Linked DNA regions of Homo sapiens: region 2 is linked to region 1. Evidence: read pairs that join two places in POLR2A ChIA-PET (ENCODE). Cell type or tissue: Panc1. All regions are shown on one strand. Links, peaks and the distances in the headings refer to the core of each region. The heading gives the core; the rest is flanking DNA.

Evidence for each region. Peaks named below come from ENCODE experiments on the same cell type or tissue, not always from the same donor. Only the 100,000 strongest peaks of a DNase experiment are listed, where the experiment ranks them.
Region 2: POLR2A ChIA-PET joins it to region 1 with 27 read pairs; 2 of 35 experiments call an interaction of 5 or more read pairs at or near these places.

The regions. Positions count from the first base shown.
Region 1 is chr7:36,413,089-36,421,422 of GRCh38, forward strand. It overlaps ANLN (anillin, actin binding protein), which reads left to right. Exons shown (of 24, transcript NM_018685.5): 8 at 2,670-2,796; 9 at 3,992-4,102; 10 at 6,156-6,391; 11 at 7,081-7,226; 12 at 7,509-7,656. Among named protein-coding and RNA genes, the nearest start is that of ANLN, 27 kb to the left of the region's middle. In Panc1, for the core only: no CTCF peak of the experiment used is centred there; no DNase peak of the experiment used is centred there.
Region 2 is chr7:36,512,774-36,521,107 of GRCh38, forward strand. AOAH (acyloxyacyl hydrolase) reads right to left here. Exons shown (of 21, transcript NM_001637.4): 21 at 168-607. The coding sequence ends at 479. Among named protein-coding and RNA genes, the nearest start is that of AOAH-IT1, 83 kb to the right of the region's middle. In Panc1, for the core only: no CTCF peak of the experiment used is centred there; no DNase peak of the experiment used is centred there; H3K4me3 peaks cover 419 bases; H3K27ac peaks cover 3,479 bases.

The DNA of each region.
Region 1 (8,334 bases), core at 273-8,272:
GGCTCAGACTAGGGGCTCAACAAACTTGTATTTGAAGGAAGAAATGCGTTTGCTGATCCTTCCCATCAGCATATAACAAGCTATTATCTGCCATCTGAAAAAAAAAACAACTCTTGCAACCCATTCCCCTCCTTTTCTTTGCCTCCATGTCATGCAGACTCTTCTACAAGTTATTCCTACTTGCTGCTTTCAGGTTTCCCCCTTCTCTTTAGAATTCTATCTGCTTAAGCTTTGCCACCACTCCTTCCACGACTCAGTATCCTAATCACGTTTGTCAGTGATCTTCACCTACTAATCAATTTTCAGTTGATTAGTAGCATTTGACATTGTCGATCACTCTTCTGTTGGGAGCGCCTTCTTTACTTGGTTGCCAGTGTATCATATTCTCATGGCTTTCTGCCAGTGTCTCTAGAAAGTATAGAGCAGGGTTCTTAAACTATTTTGTACTAAATAATTCCCAATAAACCTGTGAAATTCCTCCCAGAAAGTTGCACATATGCATGTAAACAAAATTCTGAACACAGTAACAGTGCAGAGCACTCATCTGTGGTCTCCACAGACTAAGCAGCCAAAGAGCTAGGAGGAAAATGTAGTTGAAGGCAGTGTCTTTAAAGTCAAGGGGCTCGGCGTGGTGGCTCCCGCCTGTAATCCCAGCACTTTAGGAGACTGAGGCAGGTGGATCACTTGAAGTCAGGAGTTTGAGACCAACCTGGCCAACATGGTGAAACCCTATCTGTACTAAAAATACAAAAAAAATTAGCCAGGCCTGGTGGCGGGTGCCTGTAATCTCAGCTACTCAGGAGGCTGAGGCGGGAGAATCTCTTGAACCTGGGAGTCGGAGGTTGCAGTGAGCCGAGATCGCACCACTGCACTCCAGTCTGGGCAATGGAGTGAGACTCCGTCTCAAAAAAAAAAAAGGAAATAAAGTCAAGGGAAGAAAGAAAACTTTCGAGAAGGAAGGCATGGTTGGTATTGTTACGTTTCAAATGTGGGTTAAGCCAAATCTACTGGGTTTTGAAGCAAGAAGTTTGCTGTAACGTGGCAAGAGCAGTGTTAGTGAAGAGGTGAGGGTGGCGTGCAGGTGGTGCTGTGTCGAGGAGGGAACGGGCAAGAGGAGCAGAGCCAGTGAGTGCAGGCATTTCTTAGTTTGGTCCTAATGGAGGTGATAAAGGAGGTAGTGGCTAGAAGAGATGAAGAAAAGTATGATTTGTATGTGTTTTGTCCTTTCTGAGACCTAAGTCAATTTGTGTGATGGGATAAGGGGTGATAATTGATGGGATGAGGTGAGAATGGATGAACTCCGCACAGTGAAGGGAACAGAACTGATGAGGACAATCTCCTGTGTGACGAAAAGGAAGGAGGAAAGTAGCATGTAGGGGTGATGGTAGTCTTAGAGTTAGGATAGCAAAAACTGATGGACTTTCTTCTGAAAGCTCCTGTTTTATTCATCCTTAGGAAAGGGAAGGTGACAGGGGAAATACTGTATGGAGGAAAGAAGAGAGAGCTGACTCAGACATAGGAAGAATAGGGGGTAGTATTGAGGCTTAGATGAGATATGAGACCGTAGATTTTATAGTGGAACCATTTGATCGTTTACTTTGCTTTTTGTGTTTTTAAAAAATTTTTATGTATTTTTTAATCCACTCATCTGCATGCTAATTACATTGTTTTTACACAACCAAAGCTGCTTCTAACTTGAGAGACAATAAAGTCTGGAACTAGACCTGGAACAAGAGTACCTGGGTTTGTATACTGGCTCTGCCAGTCACTAACTGTGTGCAAGATACTTAACTTTTTTGTGTCTCAGTTCTCTCATCTGTAAAATGGAGATACTAGTACCTAACATAGAGGGTTATTGAGAAGATTAGGTGAGGCAATAGATATAAGGTGCTTAGAAAGGTGGCTGGCACATATTGAGCTCTGTATAAGTATTAGCTGCCTTTATTTTACTCTTATTTGATTATTTCTACTATGACTTCATTCATAAAGTCTTCTTTTATTTCTTTGCTGAAATAATCTGTACAACAATATAAAGTCTTTAAACATACAAAATAGTGAATGTTCCTCTTAAATAACCTTGCTAATGAATAAAAAGACTCAGACGAGGGAATGTTTTCTTCTCTTCTCTTCTTTCCTTACCTTCTGATCTGTTTTGTCCTTGTTTTCTCTTGCTCTTACCCTCCGGGTAACTGATAATTAAATGGAATCCTGATGTGTAGGAGCTGTCACCAGATGTTATAGGTGTGGGTTGAGATAAGTGACATAGGGGTGGGTGTTTTTCCCTTTGTGTGGCTTTCACTTTGTTTTTTTATTGTTATTTTATTTTATTTTATTTTATTTTATTCTACCAAATACCCAGACTTCAAGGAGAGGCTTTCACTTTGATTGGCTTATCTAAAACTGAGCCCTGATATGAATTTTCATTCTTTCTTGCCACCTCCTCTCCAAAAAAATTTTTACATACTGAGAATTACCAAGAATGTGAACTAGCACTGAGGGTTTGTCGTGTTCTGAACAAGGCTGGGCCTATTCACATACACTATCTCTTTGGTTCTAAGGAAACTTATACAGAATAATATTTAATAATAATCTTGTTTCATTTAATAACATAGAAAGATAAAATATATAGTTTTGAGAAATAAAATTTACTTTTCATTCGCTTTTTGCAGGAAACTCACTGTCAGAGCACTCCCCTCAAAAAACACCAAGGTGTTTCAAAAACTCAGTCACTTCCAGTAACAGAAAAGGTGACCGAAAACCAGATACCAGCCAAAAATTCTAGTACAGAACCTAAAGGTCAGTGTTTCCAGATTGTTCATGGTTAGTATGTAGAAACTCAAATGATGTTTGTGTGTTGATTTTGTATTCTGTAACTTTGCTGGATTTGTTTGTTCTAACGTTTTTTGGGGGGAATCTTTAGGGTTTTCTTTCTTTTTTCACTTTTCTTTGAGATGGATTCTTGCCCTGTTGCCCATGCTGGAGTGCAATGGTGTGATCTCTTGGCTCACTGCAACCCTCACCTCCCGGGTTCAAACGATTTTCCTGCCTCAGCCTCCCGAGTAGCTGGGATTACAGGCGCCTGCCACCATGCCCAGCTAATTTTTGTATTTTTAGTAGAGATGGGGTTTCACCATGTTGGCCAAGCTGTTCTCAAACTCCTGACCTCGTGATCTGCTTGCCTTGGCCTCCCAAAGTACTGGGATTACAGGGGTCAGCCACTGCGCCCAGCCCAGGGTTTTCTACATGTAAGATCCTGTGATCTGTGAATAGAGATAATTTTACTCCTTTTCTAATTCAGGTGCCTTTTATTTTCTTATATAATTGCTCTGGCTAGGACTTTCAATGCTGTGTTGAATAGAAGTCATTAAAACAGGCATCTTTGTCTTGTTCCTCATCTTAAAGGAAAAGCTTTTAATCCTTCACTGTTGAGTGTAATGTTAGCTGAGGGCTTTTCATATATGGCCTTTGTTACGTTGTGTACCTTCCTTCTATTCCTAGTTTTTGAGTAATTTTATTGGCACTTTGTTTTTAAAGTAAAAAACAAATTGCAGAGTAGTGGTATGTATGGTATGATCACAAAACAAAACAAAATGATATGTAAATATGCACACCTTGGGGGAAACTGGAAAAACAAACAATAACCTGGTAATATTGCTGTCCCATTTCTCTCTCGGTGGGGGAAAAGTTAATGCATTTATGCCTAGTGTTCCATTATTGGAACGCTAAGCTTATGGGAGTTACTTATGTCCTCCTGCTCAAGGTTGTCACCAAGAACTGATTTTTCACAAAATAAATTTGCAACCTCCAGCATAAATGGGTTAAGAGAGGACAGGTGTTCAGGGAGGGGTGTTTCTATACATTTCTGGGTTTGGATATTTTAAAACGAATACATAGTTTTATAATCAGAAAAAAAAAACACACACAAGATTCCATAATTAGAAAATTATAGGTTCTTATATATATTAATATGGTCTTTCTTAAACATTTTTAGGTTTCACTGAATGCGAAATGACGAAATCTAGCCCTTTGAAAATAACATTGTTTTTAGAAGAGGACAAATCCTTAAAAGTAACATCAGACCCAAAGGTTGAGCAGAAAATTGGTTGGTTTTTATTCTTTATTTATTATTAACTTTGCACATACTATAGGAAATAATATATTGATAGAAGCACATATTCAAATTGAGAGTATCTCTGCTTTTTAAATTAAATCAGAATACACTGTAGCTTCTACCAAGATGTGGTACTGTTAACAGTTACTGCTAGCTCACAGGCACCTGTGAAAGTGTGGTTAAGACCCTCACTGACTTTGACAGGGATAGGAAAGTTGCTGCCCTCCCACGCTCTGTACTGGTAGAGGGGTGTTTCAGGGAAAAACTCTCTGGGATTATGTTTTCCTCTGTTTTCATACCACCACAACAATCATCAACACAGAAGACTTTTGTGACCAGTTCAATTCAATTCAATTCTGACACTAGCTACATGGAAGTAGTGTCAGATCCCACAGGTTGGGGACTCAGTCCCCAAGACTGCCTCCTCTCCTTCAGATACCAGTTGCAAGTGCAAGTCCAGGCCTCTCAAACTTCCTTTTTTTTTTTTTTTTTTTTTTTGAGACAGTCTCACTCTGTCGCCCAGACTAGAGTGCAGTGGCACGATCTTGGCTCACTGCAACCTCCACCTCCCAGGTTCAAGCGATTCTTCTGCCTCAGCCTCCTGAGTAGCTGGGACTACAGGCGCTGCCCCCACACCCAGCTAATTTTTGTATTTTTAGTAGAGAGGGGGTTTCACCATATTGGCCAGGCTGGTCTGGAACTCCTGACCTCGTGATCTGCCTGCCTTGGCCTCCCAAAGTGCTGGGATTACAGGCGTGAGCCACCATACCTGGCCCAGGGCTCTCAAACTTCTAACCGACCAGCTTCAAGCTGAGGTTTCTGTGACCCCCTCTTTAGCTTGGATTAATTGGCTCACAGAACTCTGGGAAATACTTACGTTTACTGCTTTATTTTAAAGGATATGGGTGAGGTATACGGAAAGGGGCATGGAGCTTCCATTGCCTTCCCTGGGGCGCCACCCTCCAGGAACCTCCACGTGTTCAGTTATCCAGAAGCTCCCTGAACCCAGTTCTCTTGGGTTTCAGTGGAAGCTTCATAAAGTCAGCATTCCCTCCCCCAGGGTATGAGGCTGGATCCTCTCTGGTGAGGGGTGAGGTGGGTGTGGGGGTCGTCTTAAGAACCACAATGAGAAAGATAGGAGAAGATTAGAGTCCTGCCGTGGGGCAGGTGAAAGGATGGCAGGAGAGTTCTGTTTCCTGTGAGGCCTAATGCACCCAACATTATAACGAAAGACAGTAACTAGGGATACAGCAGTTATGAGCTAGGAACTGTGGACGAAAACCAGTATATATCATAATACCACAAGGTGTTAGCAGCCCCTGAAGGTTATTATCGAACCCTGCCCTAAGTGACATTAATATTTTCCTATTATTGACTGCTGTGTGAAAGGGTAGCTCTCAACGATAGAAAAAGTCATTTGAGAGAATATTTTTTGAAAGTCTGAAGTCTTTGGCTATTATTCTACATTTGAGTTCTTAATGCTTTTACTTAAACCCAAGGTATTGAATCAGTTTTGATAGACCCAATATTCATTTCTTTTTCTTTTTCTTTTTTCTTTTTTTTTTTTGTCTCAGACAGAGTTTCACTCTTGTCCCCCAGGCTAGAGCGCAATGGCACAATCTGGGCTCACTGCAACCTCTGCCTCCTGGGTTCAAGTGATTCTCCTGCCTCAGCCTCCTGAGTAGCTGGGATTACAGGCACCTATCACCACGCCTGGCTAATTTTTTTTGTATTTTTAGTAGAGACTGGGCTTTGCCATGTTGGCCAGACTTGTCTTGAACTCCTGACCTCAGTTGATCTGCCCACCTTGGCCTCCCAAAGTGCTGGGATTACCAATATTCATTTCTTAGAAAGTGTTATTGAAGCTGAAGATTTTCTTGGTTTCATTTATTAGTAGTATTTTCTTATTTTTCTTTTTAGGAGGTGCTTTTTTTTAAGGCATTTTTTCCTATTTAGTAAGAATATGAATATTAAATTTTCTTTGTTATGCCTTTAATTCTTAAATATCTGAGTCACAGTGTCCACCTATTGAAATATTTTTCAGAAGTGATACGTGAAATTGAGATGAGTGTGGATGATGATGATATCAATAGTTCGAAAGTAATTAATGACCTCTTCAGTGATGTCCTAGAGGAAGGTGAACTAGATATGGAGAAGAGCCAAGAGGAGATGGATCAAGCATTAGCAGAAAGCAGCGAAGAACAGGAAGATGCACTGAATATCTCCTCAATGTCTTTACTTGCACCATTGGCACAAACAGTTGGTGTGGTAAGTCCAGAGGTAAGAAAAGGCTAACTAAACAGGCCCAGGACATAAGTAAACTAAGTAGTATTCGTATCTCCCCTTTCTTTTGTTGACAGATGGACATTTGGCTCAGTAGCCAAGGGAATTTTGCAGACCTGTTGTCTGTTCTCTTAAAAGAAACCTTAAAACTCTTGAGTGGTTTCCTTTTGACCTTAGATGAAATCCAAAGAGTAACATGGCTTAAAAGGCCAGGCATTTGGGCTCAGCTTTTGACTCTGCCATTTGCTGACTGTTTATTGGTCAGGTTATTTAAGCTCTCTATGCCACCATTTCCTCTTATGTTAAACGAGGTTATTAATAATACCTATATAGTGGAGTTGATGTGAACATTGTTGTATTAGTATATCGGTAGTTAGCTCCAAACACATGTAACTAACATTTAGTTACAGCTAACTGCTGTTATTAGCTTTCACCCTCAATTGAATAACTGCAGCTCTGGGGATTGATTCAACTAGAATTTTTTTTTTGAAGTATAAGTTTCAGCTGTCTTTGTAGTTTTATTTATTCTTTTATGTGTTAGGAACTTAGTTTGCTTTGTTTTTATGATGAATCAATCAGCTTACTGGATTTTTTTCTTAATATTAATGGAGAATTCATTGATTTTCACAGAATAAAATGAATTATCATTTAGGATCAATGTTAATATCTGATGCGTTTTCCCACAGAGTTTAGTGTCCACACCTAGACTGGAATTGAAAGACACCAGCAGAAGTGATGAAAGTCCAAAACCAGGAAAATTCCAAAGAACTCGTGTCCCTCGAGCTGAATCTGGTGATAGCCTTGGTTCTGAAGATCGTGATCTTCTTTACAGGTAAGAACATTTCTGGAAGGCATTCACTCACTAAGGGTCATGGTTTAGATTGACATAAGTCGTGTTATAATTTGTAATTATAATGTTATTAATAACTCATCTGTATAAAAGTTTGGAATAACTTTTGTTAGCCTCTCTTTCACCAAATGAGAGTTCCATTCTGTTGTGAAATGTTCTGCTGACATGTTCAATATCAGTGTCAAATTCTGCTGATATGTTCAATAAAGGATAGTGCTCAGTGTGTTGCTGGATTTCTAATAGAGTGTAACTTACCTCTTGAAGCATTGATGCATATAGATCTCAAAGATTCAAAGAAACAGAACGTCCATCAATAAAGCAGGTGATTGTTCGGAAGGAAGATGTTACTTCAAAACTGGATGAAAAAAATAATGCCTTTCCTTGTCAAGTTAATATCAAACAGAAAATGCAGGTATGTACTTTTGTGGAAAGGGGCTTTGGAATGTTTCTTGCACTAGGCTGTGAGCTCTGTGAGGACAAAGGGCCCAGCCTTACTTATCTCTGAACCCTGAGTGGCCAGAATAGTGTCTGATGCATAGAAGCTCAGTAAATCACATTTGAATTCAGTTTATTTTTGGAAAGGTACTCTTTTTGAAAACTTGGAAACTCATTTGATATTGCTGAAATATTTATTTTTAAACAAGTTTTTCATAAATATCCTTAAAGTATAACTATTAATTGGATAATGATGTAGTGGGAAATTTGTTATGCTCTTCAAGGTTTTTTCATGCTAAGGAAGCTTTTTTTTTTTGAGACAGCATTTTGCTCTTTGTTGCCCAAGTTAGATTGTAATGGCGCAATCTTGGCTGACTGCAACCTCTGCCTCCCGGGTTCAAGCAATTCTCCTGCCTCAGCCTCCCAAGTAGCTGAGATTACAGGCATGCACCACCACACCTGGCTAATTTTTATATTTTTAGTAGAGATGGGGTTTCACTATGTTGGTCAGGCTAGTCTCAAACTCTTGAACTCAGGTGACCCACCCACCTCAGCCTCCCAAAGTGCTAGGATTACAGGCATGAGCCACCATGCCTGGCTTTTAAAAAAAATATTTTAATTATAAAAAAAAATAGAGATGGAGTCTCACTATGTT
Region 2 (8,334 bases), core at 127-8,126, 100 kb after region 1:
TGAAGCCTGCTCTGCCCCCTTGTGTGAGTCCTTGGCAGCTGGCCAGCCGCCTGCATAGGAGGAAGCTCAGCTCGCCCGGCCATTTTAAAGAAGTCAGCAACACAGGGGGGATCAGTCCCCTGGCATGCCAAGACCCTGGGTAAATTGCTGAACATCGCTGGACTTAAGTGTTTTTAGAAACTCCTTTTAGAACAATTAGCTGTAAAGGGCACAGATACTCTCTTGTTTGGAATGGCACCCAAAGCACTTTATGAAAGGTTATTTCAGGAACAGCGGAAGGGTTACTGATCCCGGGAGCACACAGCATTGCACAGTCGTCCAGATATGCTCTTCATTGAGAGAAAGACATTTTGCAAAGATGCTGCTGAAGAAGAGTCCTTTGGGCCTGTGACGTGGCAGCCCCCATAGGGTTTGTGGAATGAGTTTACCCAAGCCTCTGCCTCCCTGTGCTCCCCAGGGGTGCATGCTCCTGAGAGGCTCAGTGCCCGCCTTGGTCTCCAAACACCTGTTTAATCTGGGGGTTGAACGGATTCTCCTTTCCCAGGATTTGGGGCCACTGGAGCTGCACCTTTTTCCAGAAATGATCCGCCAACAACAGCAAAGCCACCTGTGAGAGAGAACCCAAAGGACGAGGAAAAGGGAAATTAGGACAAATCACTTACCAACAAGATTTCCCACGTGCTTTCTGCCAGAGACAGCCTCTAGGATGGCCCCATGACTCCCACCCCCATGTCTCTGTATAACCTCCTTCCCTTGCTGGCGGTGGGACCTATCACTTGCTTCTAACAGAGGAAGTGTGGCCGTGGTGAGGAGACGCTGCTTCAGCGATGGTGTCACATTGCGTGAGGCTTGGCCTTGCTAGTGACTGGCTTCGGAGGCTCTCCTTTCTGGGCTGGAGCTGAGGGTGACCCGGTTGCCATCCAGCCTGAAGCTGGCTCCTCAGTCCTGCAGTCTCAACGGGAATGAATCTGCCAACAGCCTGAGTGAGTTTGAAAGCAGTTCTTCCCCAGATGAGTCCCCGGATGAGAACATGGCCTGGATGCCATGCCTTGATTTTGGTTTGTGAGACCCTAAGCAGAGGACCCAGTTAAGCTGTGACCCACAGAAACTGTGAGATCATAAGTGTGTATTGTGTTAAGCTGCTAAGTGTATGGAATTTGTTTTTTCAGTAATAGATTAAAAATTCACTTTCTCAGAAATCCACTTATTCATTTATCTGTGGACAGCTAGCATTTACTGCAGGCCTAAGGCTTGGGTTTTAGAGATGAACGTGGTGTGTTCTTCCTTCCAGAAAGTCTCAGCCTAGTAAGGTAACCAGACATGCCAAATGACACCACCAAGCCCACAGGGACTGGAAAGGGAAGAGGTGTCACTTCTGTCTGGTGGGGGAAGGGGTGGGATCTCTCTGAAGAAGGTGGCGGCTGAGATGAATTTTCTAGGAGTTCCCTAGATGGATGATGTGGGGAAACTGCAATGGTAGAGGACACGGCGTGTGCAAAGGCTCAGAGCTGTGGGAGAGAATGGCATGTTTGGGGAACTACAGGTGCCTGGGAGTGGAGGCTGGCTGGGTCCCTGACTGGGTGGGGGGTGGGATCCTGGCAGGCTGTGAGGGCAGGGAGTCTGGCTGAAGTGCCAGAGAGGAATCCTTAGCTTAATACACAGCAGGCTCGACTCTGGCTTTCCCAGCCTGAGGCTTACTCTCTGGTTCTGCTGTCGCATGTCAGGTTTCCCTTTATCCATGATGTTAGCTGGGTCCATTCTTGGTTGTCCAGTGTCTGGCTTGTCATTAATATGCCTTTGAGGAGGATGCTCTTTCTCTGCAAACAATGCCCTCATTTAGCAAATGGGACCTGGCCAGGCCTGCAGACTCCAGATGGCTCCATCTCAACAGTGGTTTTCAATGCTGAGCAATGAGAAATGTGATTGCTGAAGGCCTGCCAGAGGGGAATACATTGTTCGGGAAGGATGCTCAGGGATATCCCTGACTTTTCCCCACAGGGCAGCTCACAGTCCCCTTCCTAATAGGCAGCGTAGCCAACTCCCTCTCTGGGCCCAGCCCTCTCATCTGGACATTGAGTGGGCGACAGAAAGTGATCCAAAGTCCTTTCTGTGTCTGACTGTTTGTGAGATTTTAGTAGTTAGAGAAAACTAGGACTGATCCAGTCACTGCATAAAGTCCCCAGCATTTTAATGTGTTCTGAGCCTTCTAAGGTGGACACGAACTTCACTCATCCCGCTGCGTAATCTCGGTCATGTCCATGCAGTGTCTCCCCCACCGCATAACACACAGAGACCACACACACATACACCACACCCCTCACAATCCCACACCACACACACATAATCACACACCCCCACACACACACCACACCCCTCACAACCCCACACCACACACACAAACATCACACATACCCCCCACACACCACACACAAACACCACACACACACCACACACCACACCCCTTACAACCCCACACCACACACACATACATCACACACACCCCCACACTACACACACACCACACACACACTATACCCCACACCCCTCACAACCCCACACCACACACACATAATCACACACCCCCACACACACACCACACACACCACACCCCTCACAACCCCACACCACACACACAAACATCACACACACCCCCCACACACCACACACAAACACCACACACACCACACACCACACCCCTCACAACCCCACACCACACACATACATCACAAACACACCCCCAAACACCACACACACCACACCCTTCACAACCCCACGCCACACACACATAATCACACCCCCCCCACACACCACACACATACCACACCCCTCATAACCCCACACCACACACATAATCACACACACACTACACACCAACACCACACACACACCACACCCCTCACAACCCCACACCACACACACATAATCACACACCCCCCCACACACCACACACCAACACCACACACACACCACACACCACACCCTTCACAACCCCGCACCTCACACACATACATCACACACACACCCCCACACACCACACCCCTTACAACCCCACACCACACACACATACGTCACACACCCCCCACATACAGAAACACCACACACACCACACACCATGCACACCACACCCCTCACAACCCCACACCACACACATACATCACACACACCCCCACATCCCACACACAGCACACACAGAAACACTACACACACCACACATCACGCATACATACACCACACCCCTCACAACCCCACACAACACATAAATACGTCACACACACACACACCACACACTACACACACCACACGCCACATACACACCATACACACACCACACAGATACATCACACACACACCACACACAGATACACCACACACATCTCACACACACACACCACACACCCCATACCACACATACATACATCTCTCTTATATACACACACACATCCTACACACACCCCACACACACCTCACACAGATACCACCACATGCACACTCACCACATACACATATAACATACACACACCCCCCCACACAGATACCACACACACACACACAGAAAGCACACAGATACCACACACACCCCCACAGAAAGCACACAGATACCACACACACCCCCACAGAAAGCACACAGATACCACACACACCCCCACAGAAAGCACGCAGATACCCCCCCCACACACACAGAAAGTGCACGGATACCACACACACACACACACAGAAAGCGCACACAGCATTCACACCCCACATATACTTCTTTGCACTTAAAAGCAGGAGCATGTCAAAGGCTGCCTGCGAAGCTGGCCAGTGCTCCAGGGAGGGCCGGATCATCTCTCACACAAAGTGATCAGGACCTTTGAAGACAGAGGCCCGGGCTTGTGGCTGTTTTCCTGCCATTTCTCAACAAAGGAGGCTGCTGCCAGGTCTGTGGAAAATTACTGGTTCTTCTTTTTTGTGTTATTGGCTTTCAACTTGATACACCTAAGCTCTTTCTAACAATTATGTGGTACCAAGGCATTTATTTCCCTATCTATGTTAATAAGGGAGGAGACAGGGTGAGGGCAAGAAGAGGGAAACGAAAATGAAAGAGCTCAGATATGAGCATTTGGTAACTGGTTTGAACGCAATTAGTTGGTTGTCACTCTAATAAGGAATAAAATATTTATGAGCAGGCATTGAGAAAATATTGGGTCTGAAATGAGACTGGCATGCTTATCACCAAACTAGAGACTTGTGATAAAATGATCCACTGTAATCATTCATTCATTTGACAAATATTTACTGAGCATCTACTATGGGTTTCTCATACCGCAATTTCCTGTTTTAACTTCCACGAGGCGCTGCACAGGGCAGGGCACAGCTACCCTTTCCTCTCTTTATCCATGTTAGTCTTTCTTTCTTTCTTTCTTTCTTTCTTTCTTTCTTTCTTTCTTTCTTTCTTTCTTTCTCTTTCTTTCTGTCTCTCTCTCTCTCTCTCTTTCTTTCTGTGTCTCTCTCTTTCTTTCTTTCTTTCTTTCTTTCTTTCTTTCCTTTCTTCTTTTGAGACAGGATTTTGCTCTGCCACTCAGGCTGGAGTGCAGTGGCCAGATCTCGGCTCACCGGAAGCTCCGCCTCCCAGGTTCAAGCAATTCTCTTGCTTCAGCCTCTCCAACAGATATTCTTTTATGCTTCTCTATTCATAGTCTAAAATATTAAAGGAAAACCTGTTCATTCTAGAAGAACTGAAAACCCACTTAAGCAAAAAGAGAAAAACACAATTAAAGTCATCTGTAATTAAAATAGAGGCAGCCTCTGTTAACATGGGGTGTAGAGCCTTTCTGACTTTATATCTTTTTTTTTTTTTTTTTTTTTGAGATGGAATCTCAGTCTATTACCTAGGCTGGAGTGTAGTGGCGTGATCTCGGCTCACTGTAACCTCCACCTCCCAGGTTCAAGTGATTCTCCTGCCTCAGCCTCCTGAGTAGCTGGGATTACAGGCACATGCCACCATGCCTGGCTAATTTTTGTATTTTTAGTAGAGATGGGGTTTCACCATTATGGCCAGGCTGGTCTCGAACTCCTAGCCTCAGGTGATCTGCCTGCCTCGACCACCCAAAGTGCTAGGATTACAGATGTGATCCACTACGCCTGGCCCTGATTTTATATCTGAACACACACACACACCCACACACACACACCCACACACACACACACACACACACACGCACACACACACACTGGATTCCTCTTGAATATCATTTTGTAATCTGCTCTTATTGAAGTCGAATTTAGACACAGTAAAATGAACTCTCTTTGGTAAACAGTGCCATGAGTTTGACAAATGCATACAGTTGAATCATTGCTCCTATGGTCTGTAGTCTTATCCTATATACTTTGCTGTACATTATAAACATATTTCTGTGTCACTAAAGGTAGATCTCTTTTTTTTGTTTTGTTTTGTTTGTTGTTATTGTTGTTTTTGAGATGAAGTCTCGCTCTGTTGCCCAAGCTGGAATGCAGTGACGCAATCTTGGCTCACTGCAACCTCTGCCTCCCAAGTTCAAGCAATTCTCCTGTCAGCCTCCTGAGTAGCTGGGACTACAGGCATGCACCACCACGCCTGGCTAATTTTTGTATTTTTAGTAGATGGGGTAATTCAGTGCATGGTATGCCATCAGATGGATGCAAGCTAATTCATTTTACCAGCGGAAACTTTTATCATATACCCTCCACCCCAATATTTGTCCTCAGTACGGGAGGATGGAGACACCCTCCTCCTGCCAGTTCACACAACCTTGGCAGCTCAGGAGGTCATCGGCTGCCCTACTAAGCATGTGTGTGGAATAAAATCTATTCTAGATGAATGCTAGGGAATGGGTGCTCTGATTAAGTGGGATCTTCTGGTTAATAGAGGTTCTTTTCCAGGTATTTTCCTTTGTAGTTGAACATCTTTCAGAGCCCACTTTCTTGTTAAGTTGCATATAAATACATCCAATGTATTAAGACAGTAAAGCCAGAAGCGGTTTCAGAGTTCATCAAGTTAGCTTCTTGTAATACAGCATGATGCTTTATTCAATCACCCGATGATCTGGAATCATGCTGGGCCATCCTTACACTGGCCTGGGACCGCTGTGGAGAATGTGGGAAGAGAGTGGGCAGGATCTATACTGACTCCAGGATGCACTTGACTTTGATTCCTTGAATAAAATCTCTGATAAGAACTTGCCTTGCTGTCCTGTAACTCTGTGTTTGGTCATTTAAAAAATCTTTTTAAAATACAACTTTTCCTTTTGTTTTTCTCCGTCTCTCTGGACTGGTTCCCTACCAAATTACCCTCCACGCCGCTACTACAGGCATCTTTTTAGGACACACGTTGGGCTATTTCTTTCTTGCTTGAGAACATCCAGTGGCTCCCCATGTCCCTCAGGATCAAGGTCAAGCCCCAGACAGATGTTCCATGATCTGGTTCCTTAATACGCGGTAGATTTCTCCGTCTGTCAACTCCACGGTCATACTCTCTGGCCACACTGAGCGCTTTTATTTCCTCCAACATGCCACGCTTTCTTTCATATTCAGGTCTTTGCCCATGCAGTTGCCTCTGCTCAGAATACTTCCTGAAACCCCTCTTCGCTTCCCTTCACTCTACTAGCTCATGGTCTTTGTTCTGACATCACCTCCTCTGAAAACATTTTTGTTTTTTTGAGATGGAGTTTCGCTCTTGTTGCCCAGGCTGGAGTACAATGGCATGATCTCAGCTCATTGCAACCTCTGCTTCCTGGGTTCAAGCGATTCTCCTGCCTCAGCCTCCCAAGTAGCTGGGATTACAGGCATGTGCCACCACGCCCAGCTAATTTTGTATTTTTAGTAGAGACGGGGTTTCTGCATGTTGGTCAGGCTGGTCTAGAACTCCCGACCTCAGGTGATCCACTCACCTTGGCCTCCCAAAGTGCTGGGATTATAGGCGTGAGCCACCACACCTGGCCTGAAAACATTTTTGAACACCCCTCTCTCTCATCCCACCCCATAATGCTCTGTGGTGTTCTGTACTTGCACAGTTGGAGGCATTTACTGCTTTATATTTAATTGTCTGTTTACTCATCATTTTCCTACTCTATACTATAATTTTAAATGGCAGGGCATTTTCTTGTTCACTCTTGAATTCTCACTGCACTTGACACTGGGTAGTCACTCAATAAATAGTTTTGGATGGCACTTTGCCAATCTGGACTTTTCAGCTCAATATACATGATAAATAGGCAGGCTTTAGGCCTGGCTATCCATTTTTGGCCACTTTATCACTGGCTACCAGCATGTGAACAAGTCTTGCAGGAATAGCATAAGATTATGGCACACATTGATTTTCAGCTTTTGACTGTGTTTTCAATAATCAGATATAGGTGAAACTGTTTAAGTACAAGATAGAGGCCCAATTTGACAGACTTTGAACCCCAAGATCATTTTAAGAGTCAGGGACGGAATGGTCATTTGATAGATGGGATAAATATATCCTGGGGGATAAAACAAAGCTGTCTTTGATCCTCCTCTTTTTAGTTTGTTCCTGATACTTTACATGGCCATCTTTTCATATACCCATTGTTTACAGAATCAGAAGGGTAAGATGCTATTCTGTGCAGAGAATGATAAGAACTAGTACCTAATAACTGCTAGAAAGAAGGGGGCCGGGCGCAGTGGCTCACGCCTGTAATCCCAGCACTTTGGGAGGCTGAGGCGGGCAGCTCACCTGAGGGTGAGAGTTCGAGACCAGCCTGACCAACATGGAGAAGCCCCGTCTCTACTAAAAATACAAAATTAGCCAGGTGTGGTGGCGCATGCCTGTAATCCCAGCTACTCAGGAAGCTGAGGCAGGAGAATCACTTGAAACCAGGAAGCGGAGGTTGCGGTGAGCGGAGATCACACCATTGCACTCCAGCCGGGGCAACAAGAGTGAAACTCTGTCTCGAGAAAAAAAAAAAAAAAAAATAGAAAGTAGGGATATACACAAACTCTTCTAAAACCAAAGACATCATTTTTGGGGGATCAGACCCTGATATTTAACCAGAATCTAGCCAATAATTTTCTTTGATCAACTCATCCAACTGATACACAGGAAGGTTAGAAATTCTGAGGGCATTATTCTGATTTTTTGTGTGTGGCTATTTAAATCCGTGAGGTGGGCATTTAATACTTACTTTAAAATTTGCTCAGCATTTGTGGGACGCCACTTTTACTCATTTGTTGGGGAGTGAGCATCCTTCTATTCTTGTTCCTTTTGAGGTGATTCTTAGCCCTGCCTGTGAGCACTGGCTGAGCCTAGAGTTGGAGGAAGGTGGGCTGTGTTTACCGTCATTCAGGCTCTTGAGG